3 separate regions of the Homo sapiens genome follow, and all the other regions are linked to region 1. Evidence: chromatin contacts called from ENCODE Hi-C data. All regions are on one chromosome and are shown on one strand. The core of a region is the stretch at or near the end of the contact, and the rest is flanking DNA. Distances in the headings are between cores, read along the strand shown. Region 1 holds the start of EIF3F (eukaryotic translation initiation factor 3 subunit F). Region 2 holds the start of USP47 (ubiquitin specific peptidase 47). Region 3 holds the start of TRIM68 (tripartite motif containing 68).

Evidence for each region. Hi-C counts contacts between places; a loop is a spot of excess contacts on that map. Pooled maps may share reads with other maps.
Region 2: a map of B cell shows a loop between it and region 1 (28-fold over the local background). The contact joins the promoter of USP47 here to the promoter of EIF3F in region 1. A Hi-C loop is called at or near these places in 3 of 168 maps with a recorded cell type or tissue (B cell, CD8-positive, alpha-beta T cell and naive thymus-derived CD4-positive, alpha-beta T cell) and 7 of 50 pooled maps.
Region 3: a loop to region 1 is called in a map of naive thymus-derived CD4-positive, alpha-beta T cell, with 11 times the contacts of the local background. The contact joins the promoter of TRIM68 here to the promoter of EIF3F in region 1. A Hi-C loop is called at or near these places in 1 of 168 maps with a recorded cell type or tissue (naive thymus-derived CD4-positive, alpha-beta T cell), 1 of 37 single-sample maps with no recorded cell type and 11 of 50 pooled maps.

What each region holds. Positions count from the first base shown.
Region 1 is chr11:7,985,687-7,989,539 of GRCh38, reverse strand. It overlaps EIF3F (eukaryotic translation initiation factor 3 subunit F), which reads right to left and starts at 2,203. Exons shown (of 8, transcript NM_003754.3): 1 at 1,824-2,203. The coding sequence starts at 2,187. RefSeq lists enhancers at 1,909-1,958, 1,427-1,965, 1,966-2,505, 2,389-2,568.
Region 2 is chr11:11,839,820-11,843,672 of GRCh38, reverse strand. USP47 (ubiquitin specific peptidase 47) reads right to left here and starts at 1,701. Exons shown (of 28, transcript NM_001282659.2): 1 at 1,449-1,701. The coding sequence starts at 1,487. LOC107984311 (a long non-coding RNA gene) reads left to right here and starts at 1,832. Exons shown (of 4, transcript XR_001748134.3): 1 at 1,832-2,498. RefSeq lists enhancers at 1,458-1,597, 896-1,759, 1,808-1,977, 1,760-2,625.
Region 3 is chr11:4,606,022-4,609,874 of GRCh38, reverse strand. TRIM68 (tripartite motif containing 68) reads left to right here and starts at 1,644. Exons shown (of 7, transcript NM_018073.8): 1 at 1,644-1,848. RefSeq lists silencers at 1,480-1,689, 2,000-2,079.

The DNA of each region.
Region 1 (3,853 bases), core at 954-3,453:
CCAATGACTTCATTTAGACAAATGAAATGTTTTGTGTATATCTAAGGAAATAAGTTCATAGCAAGCAGAATCTATTCTTTATTCTTCTGTAAGTATTGCCTCTATAACACCTATAGCACTGTACCATGATTCCAGTCTGGAAGAGGATCTGAGGATGTAGATTAGATTATACCTGGTCTGACTGGATCACTGGAATATTTGGGGCGCTAAAGCATAAATCATGGGTAATGAATTAGTTTCTTTAAATAGCTTTAGCGAGCTTGGAAAATTAGAAAGTGCAGCCAAAAGAGTAAGTATTTGCTGAGTGTCAAGTCAGTGATGCAAAAATAATTTATTACAGAAGCTCAGAGCAGGGCACAGTTACAGAACACCATCATGCTGTGGAAGGTTAAGAATGGAGTGAGGGTCCGGGTATGGGATGGAGGACCGGCACTTAATGCTGTTGCTGGGAACGTGGAAGGTAGGTAGAGCTTAAACAAATGAAGGACAGCAGGAAAAGCACTTGTGGCAAAGAGAACGCAAAAGCTTGGTCTGAGAAAAGACAAGCAATGTTCAGAAGATATGAATTTAAGTTTCTGTAAAATGCTATACCGTCAAAGATAGATAAAGGAGAGAAAATGTGTGTCTGTATGCATTGGGGTGGTCCAGGCCTGATGTGAATGGCAACTAACAGCTGTACCTAATGTGTGCCAGCATAGTCAGAAGTTTTTAATTTAGCTCTCACAAAGACTAAGTCTAAAGTAGCTCCTGACAGAACAGATTTTAGGTAATCTGCCCCAAGTCACATGGCAAATGTTTTGTGAGGTCTGCTTACAAATCTTGTCTGCTTTGCAATATACCAACTGTCTTCTATGGTGTAAGAACTAGTAGATGTTCAAGAGTATGAAAGAGAAAGAATGCTTGTAAATAAAGTGGATTCACAAAGCTATTTAAAATCTGGCACTAAGATGGAATGGAAACGAATTTCATGGGACCAGCATAGTCTCCAGAAAGGAATTTATTATCAACAATCCCTCTTTAGTGCTTTTCCATTTTACAAACTACTTTAACATAAAATATCTATTCCCCAAATTTGGAACACAGGCAGAGAATGGGTCATTTTTCGACCTGAAGGTTAAGGGCAGAAATATAAACAGATAATACAACTGTTTGCGTCCAAATGCAAAATGGGGGAACAGGGTTTCTCACATTAGGTACTAATATTAGGGGACACTGAGGGACACAGATCAGGCTCAGACGTTTAGGACAGCAGAACACTATAAAATCCCAAGCGGGTTCCAACCAAACCGGTTTACTTGTTGGGAGGAATGTTTTTTTACAAACGTCCCCACTCCTTTGACAACTGGTTAGAAAACTTTGTCAATACCTGGAAAACGATGACATTTAGTCAGTGGATAAGGGAGAAATATGTGGTCACTGGTATAGGGAGTCAAGGGTTCCTGACTTCCCACTCGGCGTGTGAACTCATTTTTGGTAGATGCAGCCCATCATACTTGCCATAAACTGCTGTTTATGTAAAATGTAAACCACTGGCATAAATGTAAACCACTGGCATAAAATATTCAGTAAATGACACAACTACTCCTTGTGTATTTTATGTCGCTTAAAGTGACAGCAATCCGGCAGGAGAGAGAGGAGAGATGCAAGTGCTTGAGAAGATAAGTCACAGCAAAAGGTAGGATGCAGATATAGATTAAGAGGTCATTGGGGATGGGAGGAAAGGACGGTAGGACACCAGGAATTAAAGAATTAATGAGTTAGGGGAGTGAGATAAATGAGAAGTGGGAGGAAGAAAAGAATGTTAACTTTCTCTGACCACTCACCCAACAGGGTCCCGATAACTCGGGCAGCACCCTCGTTGCGTCTCTCGTAGCTGTCCACAATGGAGGCCAAAATGACTGGGTGCAGCCTGACCACGCGGCCGCCGGGGAAGGGCCCTGGAAGAGCAGGACCAGGCAGAGCGGGCGCTGGGGTCTGCGCTGGAGCTTGCGCTGAGGCCGGGGTCTGGCCAGGAGCCGCAGTTGCAGCCGCTGCTGCCGCAGGGTCTGAGGATGAGGCTGGAGCCGCAGCGGGAACCGGAGCCGCAGCCGGTGCTGGCGTTGGCGCTGGAACTGAGGCTGGGGCCGCCGCCGGGACTGGGGTTGGCGTGGCCGGAGGAGCACTTACTGGTACCGCCGGTGTGGCCATCTTGTCGAGAAAGAAGGAGGCGGAAGCGGAAATGACAGCATTCATGAATATCAGGAGCTTGATAGGCTGAATATACACCACGTGAGCTAGAGCTTTTTGCTGATTGGTTACTGGTGATACTTCTCGGAGCACTGAAATAGTCCCGCCGTTGGTAATTTCTTCTGGAATTTGTGCGCTCTGCTTTTGGCCCGAGGAGCACTCAGGAAACCCTGGGCTAAGTAGTTCCGGGTAAAACTTGGGACGGCGTTCGAAGAGAAACACTTTGTGCAGCTGCCGCCAGGTGGAACCAGAAAGCAGCGCGGAGGTCGAAATTCGTGTTTTAGACTTAAATGAGATAATGGATGTCAAAGTGCCTTTAAAAAGGATTTTAAGGCCAGGCGCGGTGGCTCACGCCTGTAATCTCAGCACTTCGGGAGACCGAGGCGGAAGGATCGTTTGAGCCCAGAAGCTCGAGGCTGCAATGGGCGAGAAGGAGAACTTAGCTGGATTTCTCCTGCTGCTTTGAGAAGAGACTGGAGGGTGAGGGGAGGTGAGGAGAGGGAGGCGAGAGAGGGAAAAGCAGGGAGACCTGCTGGGAGGCCACTAGGTAATCTAAGTGAGAGATGATGGTGGCTGGGACCAGGCTGGTAGCAGTAGAAGTTCTGAGAAGTGGGAAGATTATGGATATATTTTGAAGGTAGTTTCAATAGGGTTTCCTGAGAAATTGTATATGAGGTGTGAAAGAGAGGAGTCAAGGAGGACTGCAATTTTTTTTTTTTTTTTTTGTACTGAGCGATTAGTAGGATGAAGTCACCATCAATTGAGATAGCAAAAGCTGTAGGTAGAGCAGGTTTTGGGGAAAAGATCCTGATTTCATTTCTGAATGTGTCACCTTTGAGATGTCCATTACACATTCAAGTGGAGTTGTAATAAGGTGTATAAACTAGTCTGTACTTTAGGAGAGGATTATATGAGGTATTGCCTTGTAAAGCTCTTAGCACATGCCTGATATACAGTAGTTATTAAGTCATAGCTATTATCACTATGTGATGGAGGGAGCTCTGACCATAACCCACTGTGTAACTTGGGGCAATCTACAAGTTTTTTCTGAGCCTCAATTTCCTTCTTGGTATAATGGGGTGATAACATCTGCTTGTAAAGACAAAACAAAACACCAAAAAAACTGTCAACTCCCTTAATTAGGTCAAGTCCTAGTGTCCAGCTGGCAAGTGGATAGGTGAGGTTGAACTTCTTATCCCTGATTCTGTGCCCAAGAGTTGATTTCTCCTTGGAGAAATCTTCCATTATTAGAATTCACATGACGCTGCTCCCCTGTAAATGCTCTGTGTAGACATGCATTCTTTCTTTCACCAAAACAAAGGTGAACAGCCAAACAGAAGAAGATTGAAAAGTAACTCTTGGATTTGATGACCTGGAGTCTTTAGCAACCCTAGTAGAGCAACGTCAGTGGGACTGAGGGTGGGGTGGGCACAGAAACTAGAAATCTGGTGTGAGAGAATGGCCAGTCTGAACTGAAAGCAGCAAGTGCCAGCTTTTCTTTCAGGAAGTTTTCTGGGAAGGAAAGGAGACATTTAAGGAAATAGCCAGGGAAACAGCAGGATTGAGAGGCAGCCAATTTAGGATGGCAGTGTTTCAAGTATATTTTAAACTGAGGATAAGAATATAG
Region 2 (3,853 bases), core at 452-2,951, 3.9 Mb before region 1:
TTTCTAATGGTCAAAAAATTAAGAAAGAATTTTGTTTTTTATAAAAATGAAAACCAGCAATATGAAGCTCTAAAATGAAATACACATTTATACCTTTCTTACAGCACCTATCACTTCCTTCCTTGCATAAGAATTACTTACGTGGTAAAGTACCTAGTCCCTAATTGGAGTTCAACAAACACTAGTGTTCCCTTTCTTAGTAGCTCAGAAAGTTCCCAAGGCAAGAATTCTGATTAACTCATCTGTTTATCTGCTTTGCACAGAGTTGGTGACGCTTGATGAACAAATACTGACACATAACTCTCTGCCTTTTACAAAAATCGTCCTTGCAAAACAACTATCACTGCCCTTCTGACAAAGCTGGGAAAATACTTGTATCATACAGGTACATAACTCCAATAATATCACCCTTGCATACTGTCAGAGCTTGCTTAAGTAACAAAGAATTGCTACAAAACAAGTAAAACAGGCACAAAAAAATTTAAGAATCTGTAATGATCACTCATTAATTTCAAGATCGCACACAGTTAATTTCAATCCAACACTTGTCTCTATTTAAGGTATATGAGAAATAAAAATCCAAAGCATTAGCCTGATGATCAGCCAGTTAAAAATACACATTTGAATACGCCGAAGATATTTATAAAGCCAACAGAGATACTATTAATACGTTGAAATTCGCTGGCCAGTGCTGGATTCTACCCTAAATCTTCTACTACTATTCAAGAGAAGCCAAGTAGTCAAGGCTTCTCGTATCACTTGCTTTTAAGAATTTAAGAAGTCACTCAAATTGGCATACACAACCCAACCTCAAAAAAAAAAAAAAAAAAAAAGAGTTCAGCTCTCCATGTGGTAATGTTCTCCTATCTCCTTCCTTTACATTAATGTCCCATGTACTACTTTTCCACGATCTTCGGTAGGCCCCATTTAGGCAGGCCAATAGTACTACCAAGTAACAGGAGTTGAAAAAAGTCGTAACAGTTAAGTCTGCCCTCCCACAGATCTCACTTGGGTGTAGATTTCACAAGCGCTGAAAGCTATACGCTGCCACTGTCAAACCCAGAAGCAGCACCGTCACCCTGCCGTGCCCATAGGCAACTGTTCCAGAATGTTTTCTTTGAAATGATCTCTCCCGGCTCCACACGTTAAACAAGAACTTAAAAGGCCACCTTCTCCCCTAGAGCAGAACCTGATTCTTTCCCGTCCGCTCCTTTATTCGTCCAGCCCCATAAAACCCGAGGCGGGAGGTCCGCTCCCCGGCCCCTAGAGCCAGCGGGTCTCCCAACTGCTCGCCGCACCCACCGTCCACCCCCGACTGCCTCACGCCTCCTCATTCCCCCACAGCCGAGCCTGCACCCCGGCCGGGCCCGCAGCCGAACCCCGGCCCGGGCCTGTGTTGCCTCGAGCGGCCGCAGGCCTAAGGCCTAACCTCCTCTGGGGCCCCTCACCTCTTTCGGGACCAGTTGGTTCTCCTCGCCGGGCACCATCGCTGACTCCGGCCGCTCCTCTCCGCCCTGCCGGGGGAGGGTGGAGGGTGGCGGCGGCTCGCTAGCTCAAGAGAGAATGGCAGCGGCAGTCATCCTCTCCGCCGCCTGCGCTCCAGCAATAGCGGAGGCCTCAGCCTGGGCCTCAGACACCAGCGCGCAGACACCGACCCAGGGCTCCGCCGCCGCCGCCGCCGCTACCACAGCCGCCTTCGTCGTCGGCCCCTCCCCCAGCCCGCTGCAATCAATGGAAAAATGGCGGCGGCCGCTCTCGCGAGAATTCGGCCCGTCGGGCTCCAAGCCCGGCGCCTGGCGTCGGAGGTGGCCGGCACTTGTCGCTAGCTTCTAGTCACCTCGGCTCTTCCTCAGCCCCGGGAGGTACAGAATTGGCGAGACAGCCATGCAAACGCTTTTCGTTAGAGGAGAGCTGGACGTTCCATCTCGGGACTCCCTCTGCCGGCCGGGGAAGGACCAGGCCCACTGTCCTCCCTGCCTTCTCGGGCTCTTCGGACTCTCTGCCCTGCAGGGAAAGACTCGAGCCGAAAGCCCCATCTCTGACCCTAGCAACTCATACCCTTCTGGCTTCCCTTTAGCAAAGCGCCTGGACGTCATCCCCTCTTCAGATACCCCAGGCCTCGTCCTGGTAGAGACACCACCGCGGGCCACCTCCCGGCCCCCGCCCTTAGACACGGCTCTGGCCCTTCCAGTCAGAATGGACAGCGTTTTATTTGCTCCCGTTCACTCTCCTGACGTTCTTTTCCCCTCTCCCCACCCTCCCTCTCAAGGGCCCCCAGCTGGAGGGACCTCAGGGGCCACCCCCTGCTTGGGGAGGCAGCCACCCCTTCCCTTATGAAGCGGTGTCCTCACCGCCCGCCCCCCGCAACTACATTGGAGAGGCGCTCCCCTGCCCTCTTCCAGGGAACTTCCTTCTCCATCAGGGCCAAGTCTGAGACTGAGCTAGCCTTCCAAGAGTAGAGCTGCAGTATGCTTCAACCTGTGATCTCCGTTAACAAGGTTTTTAGAGAATTTTAATCTTCTCTAGTAGTAAGCATGGTGCTTTGTGTTATACTAAACAAAGTTTGCAGAAGTCATTTCTCCAAATCCTGCTTCCATTATGGAGACTCGGCGGGGCTCCTTCATGAAGACTTTTATGGATACAGTGATCTTACAGCATGCTGAGATAATATAATCTTGTCATGTTCCTAACACCCACAGCATTAACTGCCTGCACTTGTGTTCTCCAAACTTTTTTTTATTGTAATCCCGTTACCAAAAAAAAATCCATATACTTATATAAGTTTTATACGTGTCCTGCTGTGTGCAGAATTATAAAACATTTGTAAAATGTAAAAAGGCTAAGACAAAGATGACATAAACATTTAAAATAACTTAGTTATTTTCCATATTAATGGTATAAAAATCTTTGTTATTCTCACTAAAAATATTTAAGGAAATCAATATGATTGACTAGGTTTCGTTAGTTTTAAAAATCTTTAATACTTCGTGAAATAGTTATTAAAATATCTGATTGAACGTCAGGTTATTTTTGTACTTGGTTTTAATGGCTGTCATAAGCTGAAAAAAAGGTAACTCACAAAGATGTAGATCCTAAAGGAGGAAGTACATCTTTGGCCACTCTTCCTAATGCATGTTTAGAACGATTTAAAAAAAAAAACTGATATGAAAAAAGTTTCATTTTTATCCATTCCATCCAACAACCATGCAAAGGTTTTTATTGAAATTCAGCTAGTAGTGTTCCATCTTTCCTGATGTCAACCAGAAGATGTTGCATTTTTATATTTTTACAAATGGGTTCAAAGCTCTTTGGAATAAATTGCTTAGAAGATTTTTAAGAAGTTGAAAATTTCTATCTTCAAGTTTTAAGTATTCATGTATGAGTTTTGGGAGTTATAGATCTTGTCTTTAAGGTTTTGATATTTTGATTATCATGGATTGATTAAGATAAATTTTGACTTTTTAAAATATTGTATTAAGATTAGTTGTCTTGATTATTGAATTTTTGGCACCCCCCCCTTAAATTTTGTGCCCAAGGTGAACGGTTTTCACCTTGAAAACCATTTGCTTCACCATAGTCCCAGACTTGGGTGGCTCACATATATCATTTTTGCATCAAAATCACATGATGGAAATATTTCCAAACTTTTATTTTCAAAATGTCATCCCATGACTTAGTAAGGTGTCTTCTGTAGTGCTGGCCAGTGCTGTAGTGCTCACCCTAGAAGTAAAAATGTCATCTCTGTCATCTTTTTTGCTTATGCTTGCAATATTATTTCAAACTCATGTTGTCTTTCCAGAAATCCTTTTTAGTCACTTTCATTTTAGTAAAGGTTGATATAATGAAATAAGAA
Region 3 (3,853 bases), core at 395-2,894, 3.4 Mb after region 1:
CCTTTGATGCTACTCCTCCCCTAGAGCACAGATGGACACCATCCTACAGTTAGCCACTCATCTTGTTGTCCTGGTCTATCCTGGATTCAGGGCAGAGGGTTGGGGTCTGCAGCTACAGCTGTGGAATTTGTCCACGACAGAGCCTCACCTGGACACACCTGTCTCACAGCAAACAAATAAAGAAACAAACAAAACATTCTGAAGACATCTGTAAAGGAAAGCTTCTATGCCTTGGAAGTAAACTGGTCTGTCTTCAAAAGCCCTCTCTCCAGCCTTCCCCACATGAACGCAAGCCCCCACCCCCAGCTACCCTGATTGCCAGGGTTCTTGACAGTCCGTCATAGTTACAAATTGCACCTTACACATGAAAATGATCTCCCCATTAACTGTTTTAACTTCACAGAGATTCCAGAGCAGTACAACCAACTTGACCTTCAGCTCCTTAAAGGCAGAGACTATATGTCCCATAGTTGTAATCCCAGCACCCAGTAAAATATTGTCAAGAAAATTGATGTTAAATAAATGTTTAAAATGGCTTATTTCAATTAATCCATTCATTATTCTATTAGAGCAGCCATTTCTCCAAAACTGGGTGAGACAGAGGGTACAGCTCAGACCTAAGATACTTTTGTTTTTTCTCATAGACCTATTTGTTGCAGGAAATTTCTGGGCCTCACCCTTCAGAATTTTAACCATGGCCGGGGCTCAGACACTGGCATGAGCATTCTGGAGTATCTGTCCTAACAATTAAGATATTATATAATTTGGAACCGAGCTTCAATTGGAAGATTTCCTGGTTATTTTCTATGCGGATAGGAGGTGCCTTCACTTGCTTATTAAAACCTAAGTGTCAAGAGAAGGACAAGGCCCTGGGAGTACAAAGAAAAACCCATATCACTGTCTTAAGTAACAGTTTTTGTGTGTGCGTGCATGTGTCTATGTGTTTGGGTGAGGAAGGGATACCAGTTGTTTAATTTTTTTTTCCTTTTTTAATGACAATTTTTGACCAGGGTTTCCATTTCTCCATCAACTCCCGGTCTCTGTTGTCTGTTTTTCACTCTAAAAGTGGATTGTGGCAATAGTGATGACAAGCTGGTTGCTGAAGTAAAAACGAAAAAAGAGAGGGTTTTGTTTTGTTTTGTTTTGTTTTGTTTAAGAACCCAGTATTTAAAGCCTGGAACCATGAGAGGTCGCGAATCTTGCCAGGAACAGCAGAGTCCACACCATATGTGCGCCCAACCCTTTGCTAAGATGGGTCACAGAACCAGACTTGGCCAATCTCAGGCTTCTGAGTTTAACAAGTCAAACTGGCAAATGAATAGCCACCTGAGCCTCTCTTAATGCAGTGCCTGAGCGGCATCATTTGGGAGCCTCAATCCTTTGACCTATCCTAGAACTAACTCCTAGAACCCTCTACAGTTTAAGGGAATCTGAGTCGGTGAAGGGACCAGAAAAACCCAGGAAGTAGAGAAAAAACATTGACATGCCTAGAAGCGCCGAAACCCCCGTCTCATCACCAATTGGCTAGGGGTACCCTGGTCCCTGCCTGTGATTGGCTGCCCCCACAAACACACCGCCCCCTGGGCGAAGCCAACCTGGGCCCAGCCGGCCGCTCATTGGCTGCCGTCCCGCGAGCGGGGCCTAGAGCCGGGTGTAGTATTCTGGGAGCTGCGGGCTACTGGGCCTGCGCTGCCGGGCTTTGGGTTCTGGGCCTCTGCCGCTCTCTGGCCCTAAGTGCTGAGCTGCCGGGAACGGCAGCTTCTGACGCTGGGCCATTGGACGCTGCGGAACCAGGCTTCTTCACTTTGAGTTTCCGCCGCGAAGCGCCAGTCCGGGCCGAGGAGGGAGGTGGGTAGATAACTCTGCCTTTTCTGAAGTCAGATCCCGCACGCTCACTTTACCCCCACCCGCCCGCTGTCCTGGGGACCTGCCCAACGCCCTGTGGCCAGGCCAGGAGCTGCTCCCTGACTCCGGAGGTTACCGCCCGCCCCTCGACTCCCTTCCCGCTGGGGTCCTAACTGGAAGTCTTCCAGGCCCCGCCCCCTTCTCAAATGCCCTTCTCAGACTCTCGCTGTACCCTACGGAAGGCACAGTCAAAGCAACCGAACGTTTAATTATTTGAATTTTCTCAAAGTAATTCATGTATAATAAAAAGTCAAACATTAAAGCAGGTCTTATTTTGAAGAGCAGTAACTACCCATCCCCAGATCTTTGCAGAGGCTGCCACTTTTAGTTTGTCCCCATTTAGATGTTTTTAGCACCCTAAATCAAAATAATATGCGTTCCACTGTATTTCTGGATTTATCATTTTGATATTTCTTTGCCTTACTTTCTTACTGCCACAATCTTGTCAATTTTCCATCGCTATTTTAGGTCTTCCATTTGTAGCTTTAAATAATGGGTATCAACTTCCATTTATTGTTTTATTGACTTTAGATGGTGTCTCTTAATGTCTCTACTGACTTAGCTAAGGATATTAACACATCCTCCACTTTCAATCTACTATCGGTTGGAACTCAACATTTACATTTAGTTTTCACGTATTCAACAAGTATTTGAGGCACTGTTCTTGGCACTGGGGAAATAGAAATGGACAAAACAGACAATGACCCTATCCACATGAAAAAGTTCTAGTATGGGAAGTAAGACAATAGACGAATACATGGCAAATGACGTCAAAGGCAGGATCATGTAGAAGTCATTTTCAGCTGGGAGAATAGCAGGCACCCAAGTCAGGTAGATTGAATGGACGAGGGGTTTGCGGGAGTGTGTGGAAGTTTATTCCTTTGCCTAGCTGGGCACAGGTGCTGTTTCAAGGAGAGATCTTGTTAACCGGGAGCCAGGATAGATTATTTAGTAAGTTAGTGATTTACCAAAATGAGGTTTTAGGATACTGGATCCCACAGTTTGGTAGTGATAGTGGGAGGAAGAAAAGCAGGAGGCAGGGAGTCTAGTGAGAAGGCATGCCCTGCCAATGGCATATCAGAGTCCTGCAAGATTTACTGCTCTGCTTCCTGCTTCCTGCTACTGGACTGCGCTAAACCACAGTGATTTTTCTCTCCTCTTGAATTTGTATTATACCTTAAAGCTAAAGAGGTTAAGAAATTTGCCCAAGATAGATGGCAGAGCCCCAAGCCAAACATCTGTAAAATGAGAACAATAATGGCCTCTGCCTAGGGTTGTGAAATAAACCAACTTAATTCATGTAAAGTGCTCAGAACAGTGCCTGGCACATCATAGAACTGCTCAAAGAGTGCTTGCTTTTATTATTAATGTATGCTCTCAATTTACCTCACAAATGCTAAAAGGATTTTGGGTTTAGGAACTATTTCCTATGTCTAGCTGGTTAATTCATTCAACAAATATTTACTCAGCAATATCTGCATTGCAGGTGCTGTTTAGGTGCTGAGGATACAACAGGAACTAGGATCAACATGTCCCTTCCTTGTATAGATTCTAGCTGGTAACACAAACTAGCAAAGTGAATGAATAAATATTGCCAACTGAGCCAAGAGCCTGCCATTGACCAAGTTCCATGCCCATATGTGGCCCTGGCAAAAATCTCAGATTTCTTGCTGGTGTAGTGATTTCATCAATATGGGTGTGATGATCATCAAATGATCTTTGTTTTAATCTCCAAGGGATGTTATTTCATCTCTGCTTCTAGCATATCACTAAAAGCTCAGAAGACTACCTTGACATCTTGGTGAATAATAAGTACATTAGTGCTGGAGCAGTGGGCAGGGGTTTAAAAGGCACAGGAAAAGAACTGCTGTTTCCTTTACAGTTTTTGCATTTTAGTGTGCAACACAAGAAAACAAATTGAGCTTGTAGGCAATGGGCTTCTGGCATA